Regions from separate parts of the Mus musculus genome. Here region 2 is linked to region 1. A link is a loop called in an ENCODE intact Hi-C map of the cell type or tissue named here. Cell type or tissue: gastrocnemius. All regions are shown on one strand.

The links. Peaks named below come from ENCODE experiments on the same cell type or tissue, not always from the same donor. Only the 100,000 strongest peaks of a DNase experiment are listed, where the experiment ranks them.
Region 2: it touches region 1 in a loop (2.5-fold over the local background); 2 of 42 quality-filtered maps call a loop at or near these places.

What each region holds. Positions count from the first base shown.
Region 1 is chr2:26,035,413-26,043,412 of GRCm38, reverse strand. No RefSeq gene overlaps it. Among named protein-coding and RNA genes, the nearest start is that of Ubac1, 18 kb to the right of the region's middle. In gastrocnemius, no CTCF peak of the experiment used is centred here; a DNase peak (open chromatin) is centred at 3,283.
Region 2 is chr2:25,845,582-25,853,581 of GRCm38, reverse strand. Sohlh1 (spermatogenesis and oogenesis specific basic helix-loop-helix 1) reads left to right here and starts at 6,334. Exons shown (of 8, transcript NM_001001714.1): 1 at 6,334-6,451; 2 at 6,730-6,864; 3 at 7,226-7,373; 4 at 7,805-7,929. The coding sequence starts at 6,387. In gastrocnemius, a CTCF peak has its summit at 3,009 (motif pointing left); DNase peaks (open chromatin) are centred at 750, 3,018, 6,589 and 6,878.

The sequences.
Region 1 (8,000 bases):
ACAAGGTGATAGCCAGTTCATGACAGAGCAGAGAAATAAAAGGACTGCCCCTGATGCTGCTTCAGCCAGGTGTCTCTGTGGACTGGGCCACCTGCACACACGTGCACTGCAGACCCTCACCCAGGAGATAGAGCTGCCAGTGATGGGACCCCAGCTCCATCACCTGGGTGGGAGATCTTCGGAGTTGTATGAACTCTCTGAGATTTTGACTGAGGCATAGTGGATACTGGAAGTCCCATGGGCATTTAGTATGTATTGGTTACTGCAATGCACAGCACATTAGTAGTGGGTGATATCAAGTGTACCTATACAGAAGGCTAGGTTCCCTGGGTGTGGTGACACACACCTTTAATCCCAGCACTGGTGAGTAAGGGGCAGGCAGATCTCTGTGAGTTTATGGCAGCCCACTAAGAGCACTAATCCAAGCTAGCGAGGCAGGCATAAGTGGGCTGAGGCCCAAGTTGAGACTCCTATACCACCCTGGGGTTTTGACCTCCCTCTCCCACCGTACTTAAAAGTTCTGGTGTCCCAAAAGGATTTTAACCACACTCTGGTACTATGGGCATAGCCTTATATCTCCAGGGTCCCTGAGATACTCAGACATCGTATCAGGCATTAGCCCCACCCACTAACCTGATTATAATGGTTTGTTTATGCTTGGCCCAGGGAGTGGCACTATTAGAAGGTGTGGTCCTGTTGGAGTAGGTGTGTCACTGTGGTGTGAGCTTTAAGACCTTCATCCTAGTTGTTTGGAAGCCAGTCTTCCACTAGCAGCCTTCAGATGAAGATGTAGAACTCTCAGCTCCTCCTGTACCATGCCTGCCTAGATGCTGCCCTGCTCCTCTCTTGATGATAAAGGACTGAACTTCTGAACCTATAAGAAAACCCAATTAAATGTTGTCTTTTATAAGAGTTGCATTGGTCATGGTGTCTGTTCACAGCAGTAAAATCCTAACTAAGACACTGGTGATTTCCGCAGTCAAGCCCTTCAGTGTTTGTCCACAGAATCAGTCTTCCTGGAGCTATATCAGGTACTGGCCCAGGTGCAGAGGTGACAGAGACACTCTGAGTGCCATGCTTACTGCATTTGTGTTTACACTAGAGCCACCAAGCAGATAGTCGTGCGAGGATACTTTAAACTCAGGATTCCACACAAACATTAAATTTAGATTTAGTATGACAGCCGTTATATGGAAATTAAAGAGTCTGGATATTTGTGAATATTGGTGTCTGACAATTCCATCCTGCTGAGGTGCTCCACATACCAAGTGGATAGAGGACCTCCTCCCAACCCCCAAGGCCAGCTTGCTCACCCTTCACTCTCCCAATCTCTCTTCTCCTTTCCCCTCTTCCCTTTTCTTCCTTCTCCCTCCATCCTGTGCTCAGAGACAAAGGCCAGTCAGAGCGGCTCGTGCTGCCCTGGTATACATCATGGGGTCCTCCCGAGGCTTCTCTTTCCCCGCTCAGGTAGGACCTGTCTAAGCAGCTCACACTAGAAGAGGAAGTCCTACTGACAGGAGTACCTGGCCTAGGAGGAGCCTGGGGGACTCCCTGGCCACTAGGCCTTGGGGACAATCAGAAATCTTCCCCGAGCAGGGTGCAGAAGTGCTTCAGGGTCTCTCTCTCTCTTGCCGGCCTCCTGCAGTCTTCCTCTCCACAGGCCTGCCCAACCTGTGGGGGAAGGGCGGATTCCTGGAGCTGCTCCCACTGCCCCACCGGCCAGCCCACTTCAGCCTCTCCTCCATTTCCCCTCACACCAGACCAGGAGACTGCTAAGTGCTTGGGCGATCTTATGCCCTCAATAAATCTAATCATTCAGTCCCTCCAGGAAAAGGAGGAGCCTCAGTCTCTAGCTGGACAATCATCGGCTCTCCCCACAAGGCGGCTGCGTTCCTACCACACTTCCTGTAACGGGCATTTGTGCTATTAATAATCAATCTGGTGGATGTTTATCACCTCTTTCTGGGGAACTCAGTGGCCTCCACAGAGGTTGGCAGGTGCCTGGGACCTGTAGATCTGTGGTACTGGGTGGCCCTGAGAGTTAGTGGCCTCCCTGTGCATGACTAACAAAGCAGCCACGTATATCTCTGGCCTGGATAGGAGCCGCACCAGTCAAGGTGAAGCCTCTCTTGAATGCAGCATCGTGGATTGCTGAGATCAGACGGACAAGGATGGAATGGGATGGCCTGAGCCCAAAGCTAGGGTCCGCTTGGAGAGGTTGTGCAGGCCAAGGCTCACATGTGCAAGGCGTGATCCTCATAACCTTCATTTCATGTTCTCTGCATTTAAATAAAGGGAACGCTTGCCTGGCACGTGTGAAGGCTTGGGTTTGATTCCCAACACCGCAGAAAAATCATAACAGCGACATTGATGACTATCATTTCAGTACCATACCCTGCTGGAAGCACAGCTTCCAAAACCCCAGGAGTCCAAAGATTCTACCTATTGTCTGAAAGTAGTTTAATTTATGGGCAGCCTGTAGGCAGCCAGATTAGGGGACCCAATCTTTGGAGCTGAGACAGCCCCGATGGGAGTGGGACTAGGTCTCTGGTAGGAGCTGTCCAGGAGGGTGGTTTGCCTAACAGAATCCTCCACCAGTTCCTCTCTATTGCCTCCTGCCTCAGGGCTCTCCTTTTCTGTTCTATGCTCCTCTCTCTACCTCATCTCCTGCAGAGCTCCTAAAATGGGCTCCCTGGGCCTTAGGGTGCATGGGCATGGGGTGTCAGAAACACTGATTCAGTGGGTGAGACCCAGGAAAGTACATACATGTCAGCCCAGACACATGGGAACCAAAGCACTCAGGTCCCTTCCTTGAGGGGGACAGGATAATGGGTCTCCTCTGGTCACTGTTATAAGGCCAGCGGTTCCTCAAAGAGAGCCCAGACAAAGTGTGATGGTCAGGAGAGCAATCCCCCTAAAACACAGAAGGGAGGGTAAAGGGTCACCTTAGCCCCATCAACCTTCCTGGTTCATAGCCTTGAGACAGGAAGCTGGGTTTCTGGGTGCCAGTCTTAGATCCAGGACCCAGAGACCAAGTCAGATCCAGATAGGGCCAGTAGATACTAAGGGCCTCCCAAAAGGCTCCAGTCACCCTAAAACAGCCCTCTACATCTCCTGTTCCCTGCCCCCTCCTAGTTTCTGTGGGCACGATGCACTCCTCTGTTTACCCAGGGCAATTTCAGCTGCGAAGCTGTCGGCGGCAGTCTGCAAACAGCCCCCAACGCTGCCTGCCAAGCGCCGCCAGCCGCCAGCTTGCTTCGCAGGCGGTTCGCACAAGCTGCCCGGCCTGGCACCAGGCTGTTAGCTGGCCTCCCCCAGGAGCTGGCAGTATTCCAAGGTGTCATCCCTTAGTGTCCTCATCGGCTTCTCTCCAGCCACCTTTGCTGCAGCCCCTGGGTACTCCTGGATCCGGAGGAAACAGGGGATTCCAGGGTTCAGTGACACCTCAGGAGTGATCCAGGAGCTCTGGGGAGATGGTAACCTTGAAATCCCTCAGGACCCTAGTTAGGGATATACAGTACCACTGAGACTTGGGTATGGGTCACCCATGTAGTACCTCATGTCCAGGCAGGAACTGGCATCCTCTAAATTGTCTCTGGGAATCACCCGAGGCTGGAGACCTGACTATCCTCAGGTCTTCTTATGAATCTGATGGCCGATCAGTTACAAGTTCATTCAGCAGCATGGAGACATCTCCTTTTTAACCCTAAAGATGCTGGATACCAGAATTCACTCAGGCTAGAAGAGCAGCCATACACCTGGACTCTCCTCAGTCTAAACTTCCTGGCTCTAGGCATGTGTGAGGGTGGTAGACTCTCATCACTGGGGAAAGTATTGGGAGAAGATGCCGAGCTCCTGTTTGCTCCAGTGTTGGCCCTAGTTCATCCTTGTGAATGAGAGGAGTTGCTAGGGCCACACCTCAGTCAGCTCTGTTTCATGCTGCCTCTCAAGATCCCAGAACTCAGGTCCCACTGGCTTTCTGTCAGCCTAGACCTACATTGCCAGGCCTCCTTTTGTGGGATAACGATGTTAGAGCCTCCAACACCTTTCCAGTCCTGGCACTCTCAGAGACCCCCCAGTTTCAGTACACTGCACCCCCCACTTCATCTCTGAGCTCAGACAGCCCTCTTTTGCCTGCTTCACTGAGGCCAATGCCAGGTCCCAGGCTCCCTTGAAGGTAGGGAACGGCAAGCCTGGCCTTTGGACAGGGCTGCATCTCTTAAGATTAATAATCCTGCTGTGTCATGGCCTCATAATTAAGTGCTTGTTCATCCCCATTATCATCAGAATGATTTGTTGGTCTCTGAGTAATAAAAGTCCACCTGCTGAGGCAGGAGCCTGCAGGCATCTCTGCTAGAATCCTTGAGGGAGACTGCCACCTTCACCTACAGGAGGCTGCCAGAGGGACGGGATGGAGTGCCCACCTCTGGGACTGCTGTCTTAGCTTTCCAAATGTGTTGTGGCTTAGACTTAACCCTGGGACTCCCTTACTGTACTCAGGAGCTGCCTGAAGCTAGGGCTGGCCTGACCTCGAGCATATATATGGTCTAGTAGACCCCACTGGACAACTTCAGGGCTCAGAGATGCTGCAAAGCAAGTGTGGATGACCCCAGAGTGCTGTGTTCCTGCTTGCACACACATTCACACGAATGTGCACACACACGGGCATACACCTATCTCCAGGTCTTGGTCCTTGGCTTCTTCTCTCTCCTGCTTCACTGCCTTCATCATCATGAAGTGAAACAGATCCTGTCTACCACTTCCGAGAAGCGGAGCTGTACTGAGGGGTGGTGGAGCTGCAATGTGCAGCCAGTCTCCAGGATTTGCACCCCCAACCCCCAAGTGGCAAGAGAAGAGTATCTGCCTCTGATTAACAAGCCGAGGTGAGGCTGCTAGCTACAGAGGTCACCCTTTCCCATTCCTACCGATTCCACTTTAGCTGACTGTTGCCAACAGGAAAGAGGGGTTCGCTTTCTGCATCCTATGTATTCCCTATGGATAAGGAAAAAACCTGCCCACCTGGAACTTAGAGCTGCCTGTGTTTGTGGGCCAGTGTTAGTACTTAGCTGAACACTAGAAAGGTGTTAGGGCAAGTCAGGCACCCTGTAACCATGTGTAGTTCCTGCAGCCACAATTCACAATGGATACACAAAGACTGATGTATTTTACTTGGGGCTTTTTTCAAGTTAGGCCTAAAAATACATAGTAAGACCTCACCCCCACCCCAAGCCTGAGGGAAGGGAAAAGGTGAAATCATGAATTAACAATGGATATTTGGTCAAACATAACCTCCCTATAAGAATCAATGTTAAAATTACAGTTATTAGCCATATTTCCTTTCAGGAGCAGTTAGAGTCACTTCAGAAGGTGAGGCAATTAATTTTTAAGTTTATGTTACACATTATAACACAGCAGGCCATTAACAAGATGGCAACATTAACCTTAATGTACTTGGCAAAGACAGCTGTGGATGCAAGCTGGACAGGCTCCTGGACTGCATGGACGCAGGACATCCAACAAGCCAGGGCTGAGGATCTTCACCCCATGTGCTCAACCAGGTGAAAGACCGTTACACAAGCTCACTAGGCTGGTAGATGCTGTCCACCTACGGTGGGAAGGGAAAATGTCCTGCCCTGCCCCTCCGCCCCCCAGCCTTGGTAGAAAGGGGTTGCTCAGACTGTCTCTGAAGGTTGACAGCTTGACGAATGCTGGTGCGGCTCCAGTGAGATATGAGACTCTGTGTGGGTTGGGATCAGAGATTAGGGCTCAGTCTGGAGCTAGGGGCAGAGGGCAGAGATGTGTCCCTCACGGCCTGAGAATTTCTTCCCACAAGCCCTTCAGAGTGGGCACCGTGGGGCCCCCACTTTCCAGGAAAGGTTCCAGCTCAGGCAGGATCTGCTTTTGTCACTGCCACCAGATAGGGGTGACCTTCCTGCCTGCTGTGACTTCAGAGCCAGTGAGCCAGCCCCTCCTCCAGGCCCTCACATACCCCTGCTGTTGCCACTGTCTGCTCCCTACCCACAGCGTGTCAGTGGCAGGCTCTATACTAGTAGAGAGCCTCCTCAGGAGTCTAGACAACTGGGAGGAAGGCTCCAGGAGATGTGTTCTGCTCATCTTTGAAAGAAGCATCCAGGCTGGGACTGTGGCTCAGGGGCAAAGCACTTGCCTAGTATGCGCACAAGGGAAGCCCTGGAGTATCTCCTGAACAAAAAGGGGAACTAAGAGGTGAAGAAGGTGGGTGGGGGGACTCTTTGGCCAGGATGCAAGATGTAGAAACACAATCGTAGTGAACAGGGATCTGACTTGAGAAGCCAAGGCCACACGGGCTACTGGGGATCCATATCATCCCCAGAGAACACAGGGGTGAGGCCTCTGAGAACTTAGCTAGGGCAGGGGACAAGCCTGCTCCTACTCCATCTGGACTTCATAGGCTTTTAACAAGTCTTCCTGATGAAGACAGCAACTAGGAGTGACTGACATGGAGGTGTGGACTGTGGTTGTCCCTGGAGTAACTGGCAGAGGCTGGGCAGGAAGATGTCTAGGATCAGGCAGGAGAAAGGGTTGCCCTGGGGGTACCTTGGATCTTTTCTTTGGTATGAGGCCCGTTTCTCCAGGTTCCAACACAAACACTGCCCAGCCCTTACTTATCCGGTGAAGAACGTGGAGCGTGGAGACAGAGCATAACAGCGTTCCCAAGCCGAGCAAAGGTGACAACTTTGAAAAAGTTGAAAAGAGACATTAGATCTGGAGATGCAAAGAGTGGAGGGTCTAGACTGGAGGCCAGTGACAGGGTCTTTTCTGTTGTTAGCTAGGGAGTGGGCTGATTGGTACCTCCAGGAAGCTTTTCTAGCCTAGCTACCCCAGCGAAGCATCCCCTCCCGATCTCTGTGGCTCTGGGGACCAAAGCTTTGTGGCTGGAAGTATTTGGGCAGAGCACAGCCAGGATGGGCTCACCATGAGGTTTCTCTAGGTATGAGAGGTGCTCCTTTCTTCTAAACAAAACAGCACAGGCCACAGCAAAGGTACCTACAAGGCATTTGCCAGCAGACCCTAAGTGCCAGAGCTGGCTTCCAGCTCAGCATAGTCCTGTCCCTTGTCCCTGCTGCCTGATTGACCCAGGCAGGTACCTGTATCATTATACCTCATGGCTGAGCAGGAACACGTGGCTTCACAGAAAAGATGAATGCAGAGGGCTGGAAAAAGGAGATTCACTCATTCATTCACTCACCAATTCATTCACTCATTCACTTACATGGTCACTTGCTCCCTCAATGGTGGTGTTTCTCAAGGCCTGAGCCAGGCCCGGCTAGGAGCATGGGGCATCTAGCATCCAGAGTCCTGTGCTACCTGGATCAAAGCCCAGTGCTGAGAGCTCCCCCCTCAAATTCAGGTGTCCCATGTCTCTTTGTGAGTGGGCCTTCCTCCTCATCAACCGCCCTGTGGTGTCTGGAACCCCTGCATTCTCAGCCTCCTGTCTGTGCCTCTGTTGCCCAGAAGTAGCGTCTCTGCCTCTGTGTGGCTGTATCCTGAGAACACTGGCCACAGCATAGTCATGGACCTCTATACTCCAGTTGGCCAGACCTCAACTAATTAATTAATTAATCCCCAGCCACCCACCTGATGTAAAGCACTTCCTAAGGACCTGGGGTGGGGGTGGGGGTCAGGACTTCAACCCATTTTGGAGTCTGCTTTCTCTGGCTCTTAACCTAGCACTATCGGCTGGAGACAGGCAGCCCAAGGTATAGATAGGCTCAGCGCATTTCCTCAGCCTTGACTTCTTGTATGCTAAAGCCAGTCAAACTATTCTCATTAGAGACTCTGAAAAACAAAACAAACAAAAAAACCAACATAGCAGAATGGAGGCTACTTTGCCCACTGTGTGAGAGCCTGGAGGGATCTAGTCATTGAGGGGGCTGCCTAGCACCCCTGAGCTCTAGAATGCCATGCTTTGTCACCCCTAAACACCAGGTATATACTTGAGACTTGAGACCTCTTTGTTA
Region 2 (8,000 bases), 190 kb after region 1:
GGACACTGGGCTTCGTGGCAAATGCTACCTCACCAGGTCCAAAGGAAGATTCAAAGGCAAGGGAGCCACAGAGGACAAAGTCCAACACTGAGGTCCGCTTAACCACACACAGGGTCTGCCGTGTTCTCACTGGTTCTGGTTGTGCCTGGGAAGCTTGCTGCCCTCGGGAACGTGGCCTTACCTGTTTGAACACCAAGAAGACCAAAAGAAGCAATTGCAAAAGACAGCAAACCCATATGATCTAACTTCATCAACTAAAAATCTAAACTAGGTGGGTGTCTTAGTCTGGGTTTTATTGCTGTGAGGAAACACCATGATCAGAAAGCAAGTTGGGGAGGAAAGGGTTTATTTGGCTTACACTTCCAGATCATAGTCCACTGCTAGAGGAAGTCAGGACAGGAATTCAAACAGGACAGGAACCTGGAAGCAGGAGCTGATGCAGAGGCCATGGCAGGATGCTGCTTACTGGCTTGCTTTCCCTGGCTTGCTGAGTCTGCACTCTCGGGTATGCCGAGTAAATACCTAGGCTACATCTACAGTTGGCACTGGAATCCTGGGGACCATTCTGTTCCTTGCTCCTACCTCTGCCTCCTGGGTGGCTGCTGAGCTCCCTCCAGCTTTGGCTGTAGAGCTGTTGTCTGACTGTTCCTCTTGCCAGCCAGGGCTGCATGTGGGCCTGGGCCACTTCCTGCTGCCCTGGAGACACTGCTGCTTAACCACAGACCCAGAGGGCGAGCCAGGCTTGTACTCTGGCTGCAGGCCAAGATCAAGTTCTGTTTCTTAGTCTTCAGGGCCCAGAGGGTCCCGAGATGGCTGGGATCCAGGCTGTTCGGAACACACAGTTCCAGGAAAGGTCTGTGCTCTGGTGGGAAGTGTACTAGAGTGGTAGAGAGGAACTCTTTGCTTTAAGAAAGCAATGTCACCCAGGCAGTGGTGGCACATTCCTTTAATGCCAGCACTTGGAGACAGACAGGCAGATCTTTGAGTTTGAGGCCAGCTTGGTCTATAGGTATATTCAGGTATATATAGGTATATCCAAGACATCCAGGGGTACACAGAGAAACCCTGTTTTAAAAAACAACCAAAGAACTGAAACAGACAACAATGTCAAGGCCCCTCCGTCTGCCACACTGGCTGTCATCTTAGGGCTGAAAACCCCGAACCACACTCAGGTGCATAACAGAAGAGGACAATGTCTAGTGACCTAGGAGGACGTCTCTGGATCCCTACTTGTCAGCTATGATGAAGTCTGGGTATGTTAGCAGCATTGGTGCAGGGCTGATAGAGATGAACTGGAGACACTGTGAGAATCAAACTCCCTTGAGAAAAGTACTTCACATTTTCCAGCACCTATAAAACAGAGATACATCCAAGGCAGGGCTGATCCACTCAGGACTCTCAGCTCCTACCCCCAGGCCCCTGCTAAGGCCACTGTGAACTGCCAGTTTGGTATTACGAAGGGCTCACCCCCACCCCACCCCCACCCCCTACCCCCACCCCACCCCCACCCCCTACCCCCACTGCCGCCTTAACACCAGCCCTACGGTCCTGGCAGCAGCTCTGCCTGAAGGTTTGAGAGCAGATCTGTGCAGGGACAGAAGTCAGGCTCAGATTTGGAGGGTGGGGGCGGGAATGGAAGACTTGTGGACAGTGCCAGGTAGAAGATGCCACTAGTCCTGGAGCTGAAGCCCAGACTGCAAGGACGCAGTGTCCCTGCTTGGACTGCAACCAGGCAGCAAATTGTGACACCAAATCACAGAGATATGTGGCAGAGGGTCCCCAAACAGCAAGGTCACAGAAACCAGAGAGCCCTCCCGGGGTTACTCTGCCTGGCAGGCAGCTCTTGATTGGTTCTAGCCAGGGGCGGGCCAGGTGCTCTCTACTTCCCAAGGACACTGTCTGCTTTCAGAGCATTTGCTCCCAACCCCACATTGTCTCACCTAGGACTTCTAGGAATGTCTCTGGCCTTTAAAGATCCAGGTGAAAACCTGGGCCTTCACCCAGAATGGTCCTCAAAGACAGGGCAAACTGTCAGCAGCGGCAGCATCCCCGGACTCCCTTTCAGTATGCTTGGCCTCAGAAAAGCAGAGATAGGCTGGGAAAGAGGTGGGGAAGGGAGCATAGAGGACTAGGACCAGGATCAACACCACCAATGTGCACTGTTGACCCTGGGCCCCTCCACCAGTATTGCATGGCATGTGGTCACTTGGGTAGGTACTAGCTATGTGTTCTTGATGTCTAGAAGGGCTGGTTCACAGGCCACTGGAAGCCCTTCCTCGCAGGAATCAATAGTCAGCAGCTGCAAAGAAATGGCCAGCAGAAAACTACCACTGCCTCGGCTTGTAACACCTCCCTCACCCTCTTCTCAGTGGCTCTGTCTGGCAGGGGTTGCCTTTCTGTGCGGTGTATTTCTTTCTGGTCCCAGTGCTGCTACTGTTACGTGGAGATGCCTCGTGAGTCCCTCCCTACGCCCGCACCTGAGTGCTCTTTGCAGAAGATGTGAAAAAGGGGCGCTCTCTACACCTCATCTTACTTTCATCTCCAAATATATGGGCAGTCTTGAGTTCTGGACTTCGGAAAGGCTGTGTTCCAGCCACTGTTGCATCCAGCACACCCCTGTGGCGCTACTAGGCTGGGCCAAATAAATGCTCCTTCCCAAGAAAGGCTGCAGACAGTCCTGAAGATGAGAGGTCTATCACAGGGAATCGGAGGATATGTCCTGGATGGTGCATCCACGGGGGACCTGTGGAATTCCCACAGGAGGGCGATAACTACTGTGCACCTCATACTAGGGGGTGCGTCTTCGAGAGGCATGCAGACTTGGTGCAGGATAAGTCGGAAACCACAATCACCCCTCTCTTCACTTTGGCCAGAAACACTTAAGTCTCTTTTTTCTTCCAAGATTGGAAGTGGGGGAGGCAGCAGCAATAACAACAACAAAAAAAACTGTCCTGTCCCCTCCCCCAGGGTCCAGGCTCTTGTCCTTGAGCGCCCCCTGCTGGTCACACCTTGCACCCTGACCCCGTGGGGCTTCCGTGGGACACTGGGAATGGGGAGGACCTCCACATTTAAAGTGGGCAAGCATCCATGGAATTGCACGGCTACTGTGTCCTGCCAGCTTTCCCTTTCTTCCTCTCCTTCCAACAGTGCTCAGTAGGATAGAGGCCTGCACCTAGAGCCCCAGTGTTCTAGGGCACCCAGCCAGAACCTGCTAGGCTAAAGTGCTGTCTGGACCCCAGGTATCACAGTGACCTCTGCCAGCCCTCAGTCACATGAGCACCTATCAACAGGTAGTGGAGTAGGTACAGTACCACCCTCAGGTGCTACACCCTCGTGATGCAGGGCAACATTCTGGCAAACAGGTTATTCATAAGATACCCTGAAACCTTGAATATGGACCTTAAGGGCTCCAGGAGCCTTTGCTGTCCAGTGTCTTGAAGAACCCTCTCCAAACCAACACTGTGGCAATGAGAGGTGGGGGCAGGAGAGACAAACACAGGGTACCTTGGAGATGGAAGGAGGTTGAGATGACTTCTGTTCATGCTCTTCTTCAGAGAAAAGCTACGAACCCAGTCTCTCACTGGGGGCTAGGTCAGTATACTAGAGGGATCACAAATAGGACTACTGATTCCACTCCCATCAACCCTCCCAAAAGTCCTGTCATAGTGTTCTATCCCTGTGAACAGACACCATGACCAAGGCAACTCCTATAAAAGAAAGCATTTAATCAGGGCTGGCTTACAGTTTCAGAGGTTCAGTCCATTATCATCATGGTAGGGAACACCATGCAGGTGGACACGGTCCTGGAGAAGTAACTGAGAGTTCTACATCAGAATCTTGCAGAAAGCAGGAGCAGAGAGCCACCAGGTTTGGCTTGGGCTTTTGAAATCTCTAAGTCCACCCCCAGTGACACACTTCCTAACTCCAACAAGGCCACACCTCCAATTCCCTCTCAAGTAGTGCCACTCCAGGACTAAGCATTCAAGTCTACGAGCCTATGGGGGCCACTCTTATTCAAACCACCAGAGGCCCCATGTCTGTCTGCAGGAGGGCAGACTGAACACAGATACTTTGAGGCAGAGGTACAGTTGGCTCTGCAGAGGGCTGGGGTGCTCCACAGTCCTCAGAAGAGATACAGACTGCGACTCACTGATCTGGGTTCTACATCCCCTGGTTATGCCTCACCTCCATCTGCCCAACAGCCAACTAACTGACCCTTCTGGCAGGTTTACTACTGGGGGATCCAGACCATCACTCAGAGAGACCCTATCTGGGTCTACATCACCAACTGACTAGGGTCTAGCAGGGAGGTGGCCTTGTTGTGTGTGGTGGTTTGAATATTCTTGGCTCAGGGAGTGGCACTATGAAGGGGTGTGGACTTGGAGTAGATGTGTCAATGTAGGCGTAGGCTTTAAAACCTCATCCTAGCTGCCTGGAAGTCAGTATTCTGCTAGCAGCCTTCAGATGAAGATGTAGAACTCTCAGCTCTTCCATGCCTGTCTGGATGCTGCCAAGCTTCCCACCATGATGACAACAGACTGAACCTCTGAACTGTAAGCCAGCCCCAATGAAATGTTGTCCTTTATAAGAGTTGCCTTGGTCATGGTGTCTGTTCACAGCAGTACAACCCTGACTAAGACACTGGGCCATCAGAGGTAGCAAGCTGGGAGGCATTTTGGAAGGCTTTACATAAATGAGTATATGGCGACATTCTGCCCAGAAGATCCAAGCCCAGAGTGCAGCCTGAGTAAGAGGGGAGACGGCTACTGTGAGCAGGTCCTGCTGGGTCGGTTCCCTGTGTGGAGCTGCCATGTTCCTCCTCTCTTCCCCCAGACTTCACAGTGTTTTCAGAATCCAGTGTCCCTAAGCATTTCTGGCCCCATCTCAAGCCCTCACTACACCGGCAAAAATGCCTGAAGTGGGAGCCCCAAGTACTGTAGCTGCCTCATCTGGCTGGGGAATGGTGGGCCTTAGCCCCAAGCCTCCAGTACAAAGAGTAAGCCCCCTGGCTCTTTCTCCACACCTCTGTCCCTATCCTTAGTCAAAGGCTGTGCCTTCCTACCAAGGTTGCCTGAGCCTGTGAGCCCATGTCAGCAGTACCCTGGCTCTCACCCTGCCATAGTGTAGGAGGAGTTGAGAGTTCTACATCTTCATCTGAAGGCTGCTAGCAGAATAAATTTTTTTTTTTTTTTTTTTTTTTGGTGCCTGGAGCAGAGCAAAGATGAAGAGATGGGCAAGACCATTCCACTTACAATGTCCAAGTATTACCTTTCTCCAGCTCATCCCAAGCCCTTCAACCATGACTCCACCCAACTGGAAGCAGAGGCAAGAGGTCCCACTATGTATCATTTCCTCTGTGGCACTACCTGCCCATTCTCTGCAGGTCCCCAGGAGAGGTGCAGTGATCTGCATCAACTATCCTCTGAGAAGTCCCTGCATTTCTTGCACCCATCTCTCACCACTACATGTTCCTTCACCACCACCCCCCTCCCCCCGTTTCCCCTTTCCTCCTTTCTGTCATCCAAGGAATATTTGCTAAGGGACTCCTGCCAGCTAGGACTGAGCTTTTGAGGACAGGCCCCAGATGCGGGTCTCCAAACTGCTGTACAGGTTTAGATCAGGAATGCAGGTCGCTAACACTTCTGGCTGCAGGCGCTTAAGTAGGGGTTGGCAGGCCAGCTGAGTGTTTCACCAGCGAAGCCCGGGTGTTGCCTGGCTCTGGTGATCCGGCAGGGTGGGTGATAACTGTGTTTTTTGGGAAGAACATCTGCTAGAAGGAACCATCTGAGAGAGCATACCTGAACACCCTAGAGTCCTCTTGAGACTGGCCAGGGTCCCTTATACTGTGGAACAACCTTCTTCTCCCAACTAGGTTGTGAGCTTCTCGAGGGCAGGGCTGGACTTCAAATAGCCCTGTAGTCTGCTCCAAAGAGCTGTAGGCAGAGTCATCTTGGGTGGGAACGAACAAATACTTGGCAAAAAGAGAAAGCGGAGACCTGGGCATCCCGCTGGCCATGCCCCTAGAAATCCACTAGAGACGGGTTACTTGGAACTGTGTTGCTACTTTCTGACAAAGGGGTCAGAAACAGAGCTGCAAGCTATCACGTGGGCTGTGATCAGGTCACGTGGTCTGAAGGTCTGCACGTGAAGCAGGGAGTCAAACACGAGAAGGGGCGGGGCAAGCCCAGCACGAAGTGGGCAGGTGGGGCGGGGAGGCGGGGGGGGGGGGCGTGGAGTGAGACGCTTGCATAAGAGTGGGCACCCAGGTGCTGGTTGGATGCAGAGCTCCTGGGGTAGGCACAGTGTGGGTGAGAGGGCGGGCTGGTGGGCCTAGCTAAGGGCTATCTGCGGCTTCCGGCTTGTTGCTTCCCTCCAACTTCGTGCCAATGGCGTCCGGTGGCCACGAGCGGGCCAATGAGGATTACAGAGTCTCTGGCATTACGGGATGCAGGTAAAATTTGGGTTGACGGGCTCTGAGAGGGTCAGGTTCCAAGACCTTTGCCAAAGGGTGACTTACATCTTCACCTTACCTGGCACAGCCAGGCAGAGCTCCCATCTTGGCGTGGAGGAGGTGGGGGAGGGGTCGTGAGCTGGCCAGATGGTATTCCTGGATGACCCAGGCCGGCCTTCACTTCTTCCAGACATCTACCCCAAATGCCCTAGTTCTCCATGTGGGGCACTGGTGCCTTTTGTGAGGTTCATAAGTGGTCTTGGCTCTTTTCTCTGTAGCAAGACTCCTCAGCCTGAGACTCAGGACAGCTTGCAGACCTCATCACAAAGCTCAGCTCTCTGCACAGCTCCTGTGGCTGCTGCAAACTTGGGCCCCAGTCTTCGGAGAAACGTGGTCAGCGAGAGAGAACGCAGGTGCGGGCAACCTCGGGGTGGGCAGTATGCCAACGGGGTGGAGGAGTTTAGGTCTGTGGTTTAATGAGCTTGTATTCATCTGGACCAACCAGGATTAAAACCAGATTCCAAAGTAAGCTCAGCTTTGTGGAGTAGGCCGGTTGTTCCTACAATTTGACTTGGATTCACCCTTTCACATACCAGAACAGAGCTGCTGCTTCAGGGCTGGGCTGTGCCGTCAGCCCAGAGTTCTGGCGTGCCTCCTGGGTTCCAATGGGACAGGGCTGAACCCGCTGCTCAGGAGGCCTTGGAGGCTGCTCAGTGGTGGGTTCTTTTGCTATCTGGTGAGGGTAGGATTTTTGTTTTCCTTGTCTGGAAGCAGGAGGCGGATCTCGTTGAGCTGTGAGCACTTGCGGGCTCTACTGCCTCAGTTTGATGGCCGACGGGAGGACATGGCATCTGTCCTGGAGATGTCTGTGTACTTCCTCCAGCTTGCCCACAGCATGGACCCTAGCTGGGAGCAACTCTCTGTGAGTCGTAAGCAGGCGGGCCTTGTCAGGTGTCTGCTAGGGGATATCCTTGTTTAAGGGTGCCATGCCACTTGTCTTCTTGGGCTCCAGCCTTCAGCCCACTCTGCACCTCATGATACATTCAGACCATACCAGTTGGTATTCTCCTTAGGGGGCAAGTGTTGCCCGTATGTGATGCCAGTGTATGGGAGTTTCAGGGTCTCCATATGTCCATTTCTGGCCAAGAGCACTCACACTCAGACGTCTACCCTTTGAGCCTAAGACTACTGCTCTAGTCTCAGTCCCATGTACACTTGTGCGTGGGTGGATACAGCCTGACCCAAGAGCGGGAGGTTGGGGGTGGGTGTTTGAGGAGTGAAGCTTCAGTCCAGACACGTCTTTCCCTGTGTGACCCTGAGTTTCTGGCTAGTTTGTGTGTGTTTAACCTTCAGGTTCCTCAGCCTCCCCAGGAGATGTGGCACATGTGGCAGGGTGATGTTCTGCAGGTAACCCTGGCGAATCAGATTGCAGACAGCAAGCCAGACTCCGGTATAGCCAAACCATCTGCTGTGTCTCGGTTAGTCTCCCTGGGGCCATCTTTGCGCCCTGGGCTCTGAGCAGTAGCATTAGCTGTGTAATAGTGTCACA